2 separate regions of the Homo sapiens genome follow, and region 2 is linked to region 1. Evidence: chromatin contacts called from ENCODE Hi-C or POLR2A ChIA-PET data. All regions are on one chromosome and are shown on one strand. The core of a region is the stretch at or near the end of the contact, and the rest is flanking DNA. Distances in the headings are between cores, read along the strand shown. Region 1 overlaps LOC105378977 (a long non-coding RNA gene). Region 2 overlaps LOC105378979 (growth/differentiation factor 3).

Evidence for each region. A loop is a pair of places that touch in the nucleus more often than their neighbours do. ChIA-PET counts read pairs that join two places held with the same protein, here RNA polymerase II (POLR2A).
Region 2: a loop to region 1 is called in a map of PC-9, with 13 times the contacts of the local background. The contact joins two enhancer-like sites. A Hi-C loop is called at or near these places in 1 of 168 maps with a recorded cell type or tissue (PC-9). POLR2A ChIA-PET finds 5 or more read pairs at or near these places in 2 of 52 experiments (A673 and Panc1).

What each region holds. Positions count from the first base shown.
Region 1 is chr5:56,345,003-56,352,642 of GRCh38, reverse strand. LOC105378977 (a long non-coding RNA gene) reads right to left here. Exons shown (of 3, transcript XR_948342.3): 3 at 1,581-2,040. Among named protein-coding and RNA genes, the nearest start is that of ANKRD55, 120 kb to the right of the region's middle. RefSeq lists an enhancer at 1,228-2,427. Within about 2 kb of position 5,307, at least 2 of the 41 ENCODE cell types and tissues checked have a DNase peak (open chromatin) inside an H3K27ac peak, as active enhancers do; they include PC-9, where a contact is called at or near this core.
Region 2 is chr5:56,759,754-56,766,975 of GRCh38, reverse strand. It overlaps LOC105378979 (growth/differentiation factor 3), which reads left to right. Exons shown (of 3, transcript NR_172721.1): 3 at 1-581. Among named protein-coding and RNA genes, the nearest start is that of MAP3K1, 52 kb to the left of the region's middle. Within about 2 kb of position 2,720, at least 7 of the 41 ENCODE cell types and tissues checked have a DNase peak (open chromatin) inside an H3K27ac peak, as active enhancers do; they include PC-9, where a contact is called at or near this core.

The DNA.
Region 1 (7,640 bases), core at 4,058-6,557:
CTACATACATGTATTGAGGAAAGGCCACGTGAGGACATAATGAGAAGGTGGTTGTCTGCAAGCCATGAAGAGAGCCCTCAACAGAAACCAAATTGGCCAGCACCCTGATCTGAGGCTTTTCAGCCTCCAGTGCTGTGAGAAAGTGAGTTTCTGTTGCTTAAGCTACCTAGTCTGTGGTATTTCGTTATGGTAGCCTGAACAGTCTAATACACCAACCAAGATGAATAGCAACACTACTAGGTAAGACAGCTTTGCTCAACGCCACTTTCAAAGGCAGTTTGAACATCTGAGTTACGTTGTGTGTGTGTGCATGCATGCATGTTTGCGTGATGCATGTGTAGAGAAGATATTATATTTTACTCTGAAGTATGCCCCTATATTTGTGAACGAGTTCACAGAAAATAAGCTTTCAATGGTTTCCACATGTTTATTTTAGTTGATTAAAAGTATAGAGCAGTTTCTTGAACAAAGCGGAGGGATATGTCCTAGCCTAGTATCAGATGTTGCTCACAGCTGTCTTACAAATAATCTCTATGAATTTTGAAAACTTTGTGTTAAAAAATAAAGAATACTGTGAATTACTTGTGCATTGATAGCAGACGTTGATAGCAGAGAGAATCACTTACTTATTTAAAAAAGTCGATGGCAGCCGGGTACTGTGGCTTACACCTGTAATCCCAGAACTTTGGCAGACCGAGGCGGGCAGATCACAAGACCAGGAGTTCGAGACCAGCATGGTGAAACCCCGTCCCTACTAAAAATACAAAAAATTAGCTGGGCATGGTGGCATGTTCTTGCAGTCCCAGCTACTCTGGAGGCTGAGGCAGGAGAATTGCTTGAACCTGGCAGGCAGAGGTTGCAGTGAGCCGAGATCACGCTACTGCACTCCAGTCTGGGCGACAGAGTGAGACTCCATCTCAAAAAAAAAAAAAAAAAAAAAAGGAGATAGCAATTGGGACAATTAGAAAGGGAATTCCCCCTTCCTTGTCTTTAGTTTGAAAAAGAAAAAGTAAGCATATATACTGTTGTACATTTACAGGGAACTAATCTCTTTAGCTGCTTTACCTTGAGTAAGCCTCATAACAATCTGAGGAGGAAGATATTTTGCTCCTTTCTAATTGCGTGACCTTGAGCAAGTTCCTTCAGCCCTCAGTGACTCGGCTTCCACACCTATAAAATGCGGACAATAGTACTACCCATATTTTGGTTTGTTGGAAAGATAAAATGAGATAATATATGTAAAATCCATAGATCAATGTCTGGTACAAAGTAGAAGCTCAATGATAGACATGTTGGCATTATCATTGCTGCTATTTTTTTATAATTGTTATTTTATAGATCTGAAAGCTAAGTCTCAGAGCACTCAAGGATCTTGCTGAAGGTTGCACAGCTAATAAGTGACAGATCCATAATTCCACTCCAGATCCATCTGATACCAAAGTTGATGCTTTTAAATCACCCATCCCTTTATCCTGTCTCCCAGCCATCTATACACAGGCACCATGTGATTACAAACACAGCACTGTAAATACTCCTCACTTACTCAAACGAAGAGTCCTTTCTTATTAATGAAGAGCTAGCCCATTTACCCTTTCTGTCTGTGGGTGAGCAGCTTAGATCACTCCCTCGGGGGAGCAATGACTGAGCCATCCTAACCCTCCTTTGTCTCACTTAACAGCCTTCCTTCTCCTCACTGTACCTTCTCAATGTTGATAAATCAAAGAAATGTCAACAAAATGAAAAGACTAAATAAACATTTTCTGTAAGGGTCATATGAGAGGGGAATTTTCTTTTTCATCAAATATTTGATAACATCTTGGACTTTTTGATGTTCCTTTCTCATACTTGGGACTGAATGAAAGTGTATGAGTCATAGACATGACCAAGGGAGGAAAAGCAAATGAGTCACTTGCCCGTTTGGACCTTCCGGCCTGGATGCTCCCTGGGATCAGCATCCCCAGAGGGCTGGTCTGGCCCATCCCACCTGCTGCAGCTGCCGGCTGAATGGGAAAGGGATTTCCTCAGGAGACACTGGGACTCCTGGAAAACAAGTGAGTCAGGAAAAGTGAAAAACATCAGAGCCTCAAGGAGTTGCCCTGTAACTCTTCCAAAAACCATTTTCTGCTATCAGTTTAGAGGTTTCTCATCCACATTTCGTCACTTCCCACTCCTGGATGTACTCCTGCTATAAGCTAATCACTCCTTAAATGCAGACACACACTTCAAAGAGTTGCCATCCATCGTCCTCTCCTCCCCATTAATGCAAGCTACAAGTGCTTGGACTCATGCATCCTTCGACAGATAAATCTCTGTTTCCTTTACTCTTTTTATTGCTCTATTGGAATCTGTCCAGCCTGTATCCTTCTGGTACCAAAGTGCCCCTGGTTGAAGCCCATACTGCTGGACTTAGTCTCTGGGAGTTGAAGGGAGAAGAATTGCAGTGTCCCTCAGCCCACTGTGCTACAGACCTTTTGAAACTTCCTCTCAGTCAGCTGGTCAGTGAATCACATTTAAAACCCAAGCTCACTGTCCACTTCTTTTCAATGGGTCTCTCTCTCAGAGTGTCATTTTTCTATGTTCACCCTGTTTTTCTCAGTGAGGACTTTGGTGCCTGGAAGCCATGAGTTTGAATTCCTACATCCTCTATTATTTTGCTTATAGACCTTGCCAAGTTTGTCGATCCATCTGAGACTCAGTTTCCCCATCTTGGCAAGGAGATAATTCCCATTTCTGGGTGTTGAGTGAGGATTTGGGGCTGGGTAAGACAGCCAAGAGCATTCAGGTGCTCTTCATTCGGCCTCTCTCAACCCGCATGATCCAATGACTTATTTTTCCCCAGGGGCAATCCCCTTACCCCTCACCACCAAAAGTGATTTTGTGACAATTTTCCACTCATTTTTTGTCACAGGAGGTCTCTCTATATTTTTTCCTCCATCTTCGCCAGGATTATAATTCTGCTGATAGCCAATTCTGAATCATCAGCAAATTATGTCAGCAGTTTATTCCCCTCATCCAAATACACAATAAAAATGTAAAACAAAAGTTCTTCTGTAGCTTGTTTCACAAATGTGCTTAAAACTTCTCTCCACAGAATTTATGTCACTTGTATGTATAGTTATGCACTGCATAATGACATTTTGGTCACTGACAGACCGTGACCCCATATAATATGACGGTGACCCCACAGATATGACGGTGACCCCATAAGATAATAACACTGTATTTTTACCTTTTCTATGTTTATATATGTTCAGATACACAAATGCCATTTGGGTACTGTTATGTTTCAATGACCAACAGTTTTCAGTACAGTAAAATGCTGTGCAGGTTTGTAGTCTAGGAGCAATACACAATACCATATAGCTTTGATATTGATGTATAGTAGGCTATACCATCTAGGTTTGTATAAGTACACTGTATGAGGTTCACACAACGACAAAATCGCCTAATGATGCATTTCTTAGAGCGTATCCCCATAGTTAAGCAAGGCATGACTACAAATCCAAACATGTAAACTGAAAAGTGCCAGAAAGGCTGCCATCATGAGCATCAGTAATTTTACCAGAAACATTAAAATACCCTCAGGTGATTTTTATTATTTTTTTTATTTATTTATTTATTTATTTATTTTTGAGATGGAGTCTCGCTCTGTCACCCAGGCTGGAGTGCAGTGGCACGATCTCGGCTCACTACAACCTCCACCTCCCGGGTTCGCGCCATTCTCCTGCCTCAGCCTCCCGAGTAGCTGGGACTACAGGCGCCCACCACCACCCCCAGCTAATTTTTTGTATTTTTAGTAGAGGTGGGGTTTCACCGTGTTAGCCAGGATGGTCTCAGATCTCCTGACCTCGTGATCCACCCGCCTCGACCTCCCAAAGTGCTGGGATTACAGGCATGAACCACTGTGCCCAGCCCTGATTTTTAAAATTAACACTTCAAGCTCTGTTCATTTTTTAAAAAAAGCAAACAAAAAAGATAAAGCTGTCAATATAATGTACTTTCATTTTATAAGTGTTAATTGCCCTTAGGTGTGTTCACATTAATTTTCTTTGCCTTTCTAGGGTGTTAAGAGATATTTTCTTTGCAAATAGTTTGTTAACTGTAAGTTTGATCCTCTATTTCCTTCTTTTTAGAATAGTGTACAAACTTCTAACACCAAATTCTTAGACATTTATAGACAGTATTCTCCAACAAAACAAAACAATTAAATCTGTCATTTAAATTCAGCCAACCATTCCTCCCTCCACCTTCAATATAACTTGATTTTCCAAATTTCAGTTGTGGAACAGTTTCAAATCCAACTAAAAGAACTACAAGGGAATTATATTGGGATGTATTTTTTATTTAAGTTGATTATTTTAATAGCCATGCCAAATCCACCTGACACTGTTCCCCAAATAGCCAGTGGTCAACAACAAAGTAGTAGAGTACGTCTCCATTAACTGTTCTGCTGTCAACCTAAGGATCATCCTGTTTGCTTAAGATCTTTGTCCATAAAAAGGATCTTAAAATTACAAGCCCAGCAAACATTATTAATCCTAGGAAAAAAAAAGAAAAATTTTCACATTCAACAGTATTTCTGATAGATTACCATTTTAGTTCAGAATATAAATTATGACTAAGCATACAATTAGGCTAAAAGTAAAACATCTCAATTCATTCATAATTGGACATTAGCCATTACTTCTACAGAAAAAGAGAGTTTCAGGGTTGGCAAGTGGTTTTCACTATGATCTAAAACATAATCTAACAAATACACACTGAATCAATCCATAGCAGTCAATTGTTGGTATTGACATATTAATGACAAGATCTAGACTATAAAAAAGAATAACGCCTGTAATCCCAGCACTTTGGGAGGCCAAGGGGGGCGGATCACGAGGTCAGGAGATAGAGACCATCCTGGCTAACACGGAGAAACCCTGTCTCTATTAAAAATACCAAAAATCAGCCTGGCGTGGTGGCGGGCGCCTGTAGTCCCAGCTACTCAGGAGGCTGAGGCAGGAGAATCACTTGAATCTGGGAGGCGGAGGTTGCAATGAGCCGAGATCGTGCCACTGCACTCCAGCCTGTTAGACAGAGCAAGACTCTGTCTCAAAAAAAAAAAAAAAAAAGAATAAATCATCATGCAGACCAGAGAATGCAAGTGTAAGCATCTCCAAAGGCCAGGCAAATGAGTGACTGAAACAGGCTTCAGGGTGTAAGGGCCAGGTGAAAGCTTCCCTTCTACCCTCTGAAGGTTTGCTGAAAATGAACTGACAATAAACAGATTAGTAAGAGAAAAGGCATGCTGCTTATTTAACATGCATAGCACATGGAAACCGCAGAATGATTGCTCAATAACCCAGTGAGGTCTAGATGCTTATATGCCCTTCTTCCTAAGGGAAGCAGAGATGGGGTGTAACAATTTTAAGGAGTAGTAAATGATTTTTTGAAGGGCAGTATGGGAGACAGAAATTAACTTGTAAATTATTCTCTTCATAATTTGAATGAGCCAGAGGCGCAGACATTATCTTGTGAAAAAGTCTTTCCAAGTGTGATTGCATTTCTCAATCTTATTTTCTGGATTTTAGGGAGGGGATGGAAGGCAACTGTGTTTCCTTTGGCAAGTCTGGTCTTAAAGTAGATAAGGGAATATCAGAGTAAAGCCTCATCCTGTGCTTTGGGAGAGACATAAGGCTGAGAGACAGGGCAGGGTTGAGGGGGAGGAAGAGGATCATAGAGACCTTGAGGCTATGACTTTTGAAATCACCTTTGCAAAGATTATGACAGTGAGAGAAGTCCAGCATGGTTGGCCCAATCTAGCCTCCCAGGCTGGCTGTCTTCACTCATTCCTGGGCATAGGCCAAGCTAACCATGGGAGAAATTTAGTTGATGGTTTAACTTTGAAGCAAGGATGATAATACTCCCTCTCTTAAACTGCGTCCTCCTTGTTTGGGGGCTGACACTGCCTTTGTAAAACTGATGAAAGGCTACAAGATTACTATTATGGGAGGGGCCCAAATTCTGCTAAAATGTATGCATAGTTTCTATAATCGCTTACTATTCAGGAGTCAGATGGCCAGAGGTCACAAGATTTGTGGCTTTCCCAATTGCTCCTATAGGTCACTATTATAGAACCTAAGATTGGTCTTTTGAGATGTTTTATAGACTGTTGCATTCCGGCAATTGACTGACCCCACCAAGACTCATGACTCATCGTTCAACTGGTCCCATAACCCCTGCACCCACCCAGAGGCAGACTCAATGCACAGGATCATTTTCCACATGCTTATGATTACATCCTCAATCAGTCAGCAGCACCCATTCCCTAGTCGCCTGCCCACCAAATTGACCATAAAAACCCTAATCTCTGAGCCTTTGGGGAGACTGATTCCAGTGATAACTCCAGTTCTCTTGCATGGCCAGTCTTGCATTAATTAAACTGTTTCTTTACTGCAATACCATGGTCTCAGTGAATTGGTTTTGCCTGTGCAGCAAACAGGAAGAACCCATCAGATGAGTACACTTTAGTTCAGCATATCAGAGCACCATATTTCGGGGTATCATTTTCTGAGCCCCAACAAGGGTGAACTGGAGACTGTAGACCTAAGCTAAGGGGCAGCTGCTACTTAATTTCAGCCATTTCATGACAAAAGAAAAGGCAGGCCCACAAGATTTTCTGATTTGTTGAAAGGAACCAAAAATACTAGATTTTCTTTTTATTTTTAAGTGTGAAATCTTCCCATATTAAAGTTTTTGAACAAAATTGACTTTTTAAACCACTTGATGCAGGCCAAAAGGAAACGCATCTGTGGACAACATTTAGCTTGCCTGCTGCTAATATGTGATCTTTAATTTAGATTATATGACAGAGACTGGATGAATACTTATCAAACCTATATCCTGTTCTTTCTGAGCACACAGCTAAATTATATTTCCCAGTCTCTCTTGCAGTTAGGCCAGAAGAATATTGGTGGGAACAATGGACACTGCTGCCAAGCCCAATCCTCCACTCCCTCCCTCTCCCTTCCTCTCTGCCAGCCAGATGCAGGGGAAGTAGGAGGACTCCAGGGTACTGAAAGGTGACAGAACCTCAAGGTGTAAGAAGCCTGAATGACTGTAGAGGAGAACTGCCCTGCCCACCCACCACAGCAGAGACCTGCACTGCCCTGTGATGAGAGAAAGAAAGAAACTTTTTCTAAAGTCCCAAGATTTAGAGGTTATTTGTTACAACTGCTAGCAGAACCTGATTAAGACAGGTTGTTAGGAATTTCTTTTTTTATGTGTCAATAATTATGTTTTTCAGCCCTTTTGATTCTGAAGCAGTGAAACTTCAAAAATAATAATTTTTTTCATGCTGAAGTAGTAGGAAAATAATACTGATAGTATGTTTTATGTCCACTTTGTTTTTTGAGATCGCAAATGGGCATACGTTTCCATATCCAAACTGCTTTCGTTAAGAAGCTTTACTGCTGGAGAAAGGAAGCCTTCCCTGGTAGAAGGCACTCTAACAGCAAAGACAGGGTTAGGTAAAGAGATGTCTGCATCCCACTACCATACCTTGGGCCCTTTTCCCCATCAGTCTATCTTTCATATTTATGGGTCATCTAAAACCCTATTACTTCTTGAATAGCCTGAATGGTCATGTGTTGAGTAGA
Region 2 (7,222 bases), core at 1,471-3,970, 420 kb before region 1:
AATGTATTAATAAAAAGCAACAGGAATATCTACTAAAGCTGAATACATGCATACCCTATGTTCTATCAATTTCATTTCTAGCCACATATTTTACCAAAAGATATAGCAGCACTACATGTAAAAACCCCAAATTGAAAACTACCCAAATGCCCATCACCAGTAGAATACATTGTGGCATACTCACATAGGAGAGTACTATTTAACGAGGAGAAACAAAGTAGAACTCTAAATGAACTGATAAATCCCACAGACATGTTGAGGGAAAGAAGCTAGATACAGGGTAAAACATAGCTGTATGATTCTACTTAGGTAGAGAACAAAAATTGGCAAAAGTAGGACGAACACTTCAATTCCATTTATATTAAAGAATCCAGAGTGGTAAGATTCATAAAGACAAAGTAAAATGGTGGTTGCCAGGAGCTAGAGGGAGAGAGGAATAGGGAGATATTGCTGAGTGGGTATTGAGTCTCAGTTATGTGAGATGAAAAGAGTTTTGGAGACGGATGCTGGTGGTGGTTGTACAACAATGGGATTGCACTTAGTACGCTACTGAACTGTACACTTAAAAATGGTTAAGATGGGCTGGGCGTGGTGGCTCCTGCCTGTAATCCCAGCACTCAGAGAGGCCAAGGCGGGTGGATCACTAGGTTGAGATGGAGACCATCCTGGCCAACATGGTGAAACCCCGTCTCTACTAAAAATACAAAAATTAGCTGGGCGTGGTGGTGCACGCCTGTAGTCCCAGCTACTTGGGAGACTGAGGCAGGAGAATCACTTGAACCCAGGAGGCGGAGGTCGCAGTGAGCCAAGATCATGCCATGGTACTCCAGCCTGGCAAGAGAGCAACTCCGCCTAAAAAAAAAAAAAGATTCTAAGTTTTAGATATATTTTACCACAATAAATGTTTTACAAATGGCAAAGCAAATGTTGTTAGATTAACATTACTGTTAGCTGACGGTAGGGTGTGGGGTGCAAGTATAAAAGGAGCTCTTAAGTGTGGGGGATGTTCTGACCCTTAATCTGGGCAGAGGCCTCAAGGGTGTGTTCAGTTTGTGAAAATTCATCAAACCGTATACTTACGTGCATGTCTGCATGTATTTATATTTCAATAAAAGTTATCCTGGAAGGAAAAAGCAATGGGAAGCTTTAAAGTGAATTAATTTGTAATAGGTTACACTATTGAGTGTCTGGTGCAAGGCATTCTTCTATGCTCTTACTATCAGGAAGGTGCTGTCTTATGAAAGAGGAAACCGAGGAACAGTGGTTTATTGAGGTAAAAAGTAGCCATCTACAGATTCCTAGTAGGAGAAATCTCAAATGCTTCTATATACATCTCTAGAGAAACATTACCTACTCAGTTTACAATTTTTCCATCTTTAAAATAGAAGAATTCTAATTCTTAAAACTAGGCCCTGGCATTAAATTGCATGTCTCTTGGCTGGAAGGAAAAAAAAGACATTCTCTAATTTGAACTGGAATAATGAATTTTCTCACTTATGTTAATTTAAAGGTAAACTGAGATCATAGGATGCGTGTTAACTCTGGATAGTTCAAACGCAACCATGATAGGCTTATTTTTATCTTGGAAGTAAATTTTTAAAAGAAAATTTAGGCTGGGTGCGGTAGCTCACGCCTGTAATCCCAGCACTTTGGGAGGCCGAGGAGGGCAGATCACGAGGTCAGGAGTTCGAGATCAGTCTGGCCAACATAGTGAAACCCCATCTCTACTAAAAATACAAAAAATTAGCTGGGCGTGGTGGTGTGAACCTGTAATCCCAGCTACTTGGGAGGCTGAGGCAGGAGAATCACTTGAACCCGGGAGGCGGAGGTCGCAGTGAGCCGAGATTGCGCCATTGCATTCCAGCCCGGGTGACAGAGTGAGACTCCATCTCAAAAAAAAAAAAAAAAATGAAAATTTATCATAGCTTTAAAACTTAAGGTGTGGGAATCAAACTAGCAATGCATTTGAAATTTTTCAGTGTCCCAAATCATATTTCACACAGTTTTGGAAAAAATACATTTTTAAAATGCACTAAACATACTCTTTCCCTTTTCTTTCTTTCTTTTTTTTTTTTTGAGAGAGTCTCACTCTGTTCCCCAGGCTGGAGTGCAGTGGTGTGATCTCGGCTCACTGCAACCTCTGCCTCCCGGGTTCAAGTGATTCTCCTGCCTCAGCTTCCTGAGTAGCTGGTATTACAAGCATGTGTCACCATGCCTGGCTAATTTTTGTATTTTTAGTAGAGATGCAGTTTTACCATGTTGGCTAGGTGATCCTCCTGCCTCAGCCTCCCAAAGTGCTGGGATTATAGGCATGAGACATTGTGCCTGGCCACTAAACGTACTATTTTCTATCAAAATATGACCTTTTCTTTTCTTCATCTCTATTTATTTTACTGAGTGAAGAAACATTCTGCTAAATCTTTCCTGATGGATCCCTGCTCCCCTGTGCCTTTCTTTTGTGCTGCTGTCTTTATTCCCACATTTGTGTCTCTCACGCATGTTATCCTTCCTTGTTTAGTCTTATTGAGCTTTGTGACAATACCTGCATCCACCTTCAACCTCCACCACATCTAGTTGTCTCTGGCTGGCTGGTCAGAACTCAGAGCAGCCGTGGGTGGATCTGCTGCAGTACAGAGAGGCCTGTGGCCATGGCTGGCTGCCCAGAGCCCTGTTCTCTGTCACACCTGATCAGATTTTTGAGATACCACCTCGCCCCAGGGACTGGTTCTGGTTAAAATAAGATGCTCGGGAACACTCTTTCATAGAGAGTGGTTGTCAACGAGGTTGTGCAAGAAGGAGAGTCATCCTGGAAAAGATAAAGGGAAACAACAGGAAATGGAGAAGAAATGTGGTAAGGGATTAGTTCTTATCACAGTTAAACTAGTGCATCTTGCCACTGTATCATCGAAAATATCTCCTGTGACCAGCACTTTACAGGACATCTGCTGGTAACTGCCACTTATTTCACAATCCTGAATTCAAGGGTGCCCATGAGAGAAGAATACAGTATCTGTTGAAATAGACTCCCACATGAAGCCCGTTGTGCTGTCCCCATAATTTTCACTCGAGTCCAAGGCATGCTGACATATTTTAAATGGGAGATCTGTGTGCAACCTCATTCACTGCAGACTGCAGACAAGTCATTCTCCTGCTATGTGGAAATCTCTCATTTCCCTTCCCTACTGTGTCTTTGGTCAACAGTTATAAACTCTCCCTCAGACAGCTGGTTGTGTATTAAAGTCTATTTATAACAGTCAATGGACAACTGATTGTTTATGGGGAGTCGTGGCAATTTTTGCTTAGGAAAGACAATTGGGGCATTTCTTCTGTAGCAGAGCGGGTTCAGCCGCTGGACTCCACAAACATTGCCTCACTTGTCTCCTTACATTCTGTGGACTGAGGTTACCCCAGGTGCTAATGGTGAATTCAAACCCAGCAGACTGCTGGCTGGGTCTTCAGTCAAGGGTCTTGGGGGTTAGACAATAGAAAAAAATGAAACAGTAATACCTTGTGAGGAACAAAAAAATGCAAAAGTACCCATATCTATGAGGAACAGTATACCATACTCAAAATTTTCAGTAGTTTATGAAACTGTAGATTTCCATCCCCCTAACCACAGTTCTGGATTATGGGGTTTTTTGTTTTGTTTTGTTTTTGAGACAGAGCCTTGCTCTGTTGCCCAGGCTGGAGTGCAGTGGTGCAAAGTTGGCTCACTGCAACCTCTGCCTCCCGGGTTCAAGGGACTCTCCTGCCTCAGCCTCCCAAGTAGCTGAGATTACAAGTGTGTGCCATCATGCCCAGCTAATTTTTATATTTTTAGTAGGATGGGGGTTTTGCCATGTTGGCCAGGCTGCTCTGGAACTCCTGACCTCACCTGATTCTCCTGCCTCGCCTCCCAAAGTGCTAGGACTACAGGCATGAACCACCGTGCCTGGATGCCCCCTAACCACAGTTCTAACTAAAATATGATCATATGACAACTTTTTAGCATTGAGAAAACTTCCTATTCTGGTGGGTCTTGAGGTGCTTTTTATTTTTCTTTGTAATTTCAAAACTTTTTTTTCAACTAGGACAAAAACAGACAAAACTCATTTAAATCTCATCATTAATCGATAGTGAAATAAAAATGCTAATGGGAAAAAATGTGGATTTCTAGAAAATGTCTTGCACAATATTTTTCTACTAGCTCTGACTTTAGTAAGATGGTTTTGAACTCTTCCTTAATTTTTGGAAAAATGGAATGGGTGATATTTAATTTTTAAGTGATGTATTAGGTTTGTTAATATAAAAAAGAATATAGAAAAAATTAAAATGGTTTATACCCTCCCTGACTAGGTAACACTTGTTATGTTAGTTACTTGCTTATGATTAATAAGCTTAACTGAGCACAACATAAAAACTAAACATAATCATTATTCATATTACTAACCCAGAAAAAAATTGTGTGCAGATAGATATATCTATATCCATGGAGGAGTTTTAAACAAGTATATTTAAATGATACAATGACTTGGTCTACCTCTTGGTTTGCTTATTCTGATTCCAATTTATTCCATTTTATCTGTAAATCTTAGCATATCACATTTGTCTTATTCTGTCTTCTCCAGAAGATGTTAATGAATTACAATTCAAACATAATGTTATAGGTGATTTTTAATAGCTAAAAAGTTTGAGGATTTCAGAATTTTCAGTCACATTGTTTTCAAGTCAGTAAGTTACCCCTAAGTGACTAGTTATCTAATTTTTAGTGCTTTTGCTGCATTTAGTAACTTTCTGAAGTCCTGTTTGACCCATATTTTTCTACGTATTCTTTTTAGGGCCACTTTAGGAAAAAAGCAGTCTTGTGTTGCTGGAATAATTTGCTCATAATTCTGGATTAGTCTGAGACTGCTTTTTCATAAACAGCAGGTGAAGGCCCATCCATTTGGCTCAGGAGGTCCTCTCTGAGGAGATTTGGTCCTTGTGCATTTCTCTCTCGGTCTCTGCTCCAGCAAAAGGTAAATTAATAATGAGGTGCAGATGAATTGAGCCAAAGCCCTTTTAAGAGGAGCCTGAACAGCAATACCATGGTTTCAGTTCTTATATTCTGCTTAAAGTCTTAGATTCTTCTGGAATGTAAGACTACAAAAATGTTCTGTAGAGTCTGGAATCAGTTTCAGATTGTTCAGACAAGATCATCGTTCTTATTCCTGGTTCCCATCAGAGACAGAGCTGAAGGTTGAACTATTTAAAGCTTTCCTTGTGGCCACATTGACATTCAACTGTCAGAGATAGGAAGAGAGTACTGTCAATTCATCCCAAATAAAAGCCCTTTTCTCTGGGTTTATCAGTTAAAAGTAGTAAAAGTTTTGCGTTGATTGATGCCTCTGAGCTATTTGAGGTGTCGATAAACAACCAAAATGGGAAGTTGAAGACTTAAATAGGTCAAAAGAAGTTAGTATTTTCAGAATTGTATTCCATATGTGAATATAGAACACACAAGGGAGTAGTCAATATAAATAACTGGCACATAATTTTAAGCAAAAACCCTAGATAATCAGTTGGGGGCTACATTTTAATGTGGTTTTACCAGTGAACAAATCAGTGAGGTTTTCCCTTCCAGCAGTTAAAGTGCTTGAGATTTTAAGGAACTGAACTCTGAGCAAAAAGACCCACATAATACAAGTCTTCCACAGACCAAGTGTAATGTAACTTTTAGAAAACAAAAGCCTCAGCTCCTCAGGGCCAGCCGACCTCCAAGATACAGAATGACCCTCTCTCCAGAACACACTCTTCAAAAGCCAGCACAAATGTCTGCCAGGCATTTGGGGGGCAGGGGTATCTAAGTTTTCCTTCATTTATTCTTAAAATTCACTGATAGGGTAGGTTCCTAGGAACAATAAGTGTTTGATTTTTGGAAGTCCCTTTGTTTTCTTTTTTGTTTTCCTTTCCATTGTTTAAATCACTGAAGGAGTGGTTTCCCAAGCTCACTGAAACAAAGGAATGGAACATGCTTTCACTAAAGCCTTCTAGGAAGCTTTGGGACGGGGAGGAGGGTGGGTGGACCATTCAGGAAAGTGACTTAAGGTCACTGGTGACGGAGCAGAGTCAGCGAGGGTGAGAACGAGGGCAGACCTAAGACCAGAGCTGTAGGTGCTGGTGGATGGACTAAGAATTCCTGGGGAGGCAAAGGGCTGGGGAAACTACTTGAGTGTCCTTGGAAGCAGTGGGTGCCTCAGCACCATGGAGGCCAGTGCTGCTTCATCCTGGCTCGTTACACCCAATGGGCCCTTGGCCACTAGACTTAGTACATTAGAATCTCTGTGGAAAGGATTGGTATATTAAAAAATCCTGTCCAGGTAATTTTAACGAGTAGCAATGAAATCAGCTTCTGAGCAGGGAAATAATTATATGTGGGGTACAAGGGAATGAACTGAGAATTCCAACATTGAAACCCCCTGAGGTATTAACTTGGGTCATGTTGAAGGTAATACCTACTTTATGGAATTGCTAGGGAGATTATCCTTAGGGTTGAGCTCAGAGGTTTGGAATCAAACACACTGGCTTCAAATCTTAGTTCAGTCTATTTGACCATTTGTGTGTCCTTAAGCAAGTTACTTAATTTCTTTAAGCCCCAGTTTCTTCATTTGTAAAACAGGGGTAATAGTGCTTACAGGGAGGACTCAGTTCTGCAGCTGCCCTGAGCGTGCTGCTTGGCATATGGAAAGTATGCAAACATCAGAGCCGCACTTCATTTCTTCCCTTGTCCTCCTGTTCTTGCTGCTATTATATCTAATGCCTGACAAAATGTGTACAAACCTAAATGCTAATCTTTTATTTCCATTTCCAAACTTTGTTAATACTTATCATGGGATATAAATAGACTGTAGAACATTATTTATTATGATGTTATGGTATACTATGGTACAGTACTATATACTGTATAGTGGCTGCTGATCTTTTTTTCTTTTTCCTAAATTCAAGTATTTTAATACAAGGTATGCAGAATATGTGCAAAGACTAAATGCTGGTTGTCTGGGTGGGGTTCATGCCAAATCAAATGTGACAGCCTTTTCCGGAAAGAAAGAATAATGACATTGTTACCACCTAGATATTAACTGAATATGCTAAGCTCATCATATAGACTGCCCAAGTCGATCTGTACAACATCCTTTTGAGGTTGTTAGTAGAATTACCTGTTTTTTAGATAAGGAAATGGAAGCTTACAGTCATTTGCCCAAGG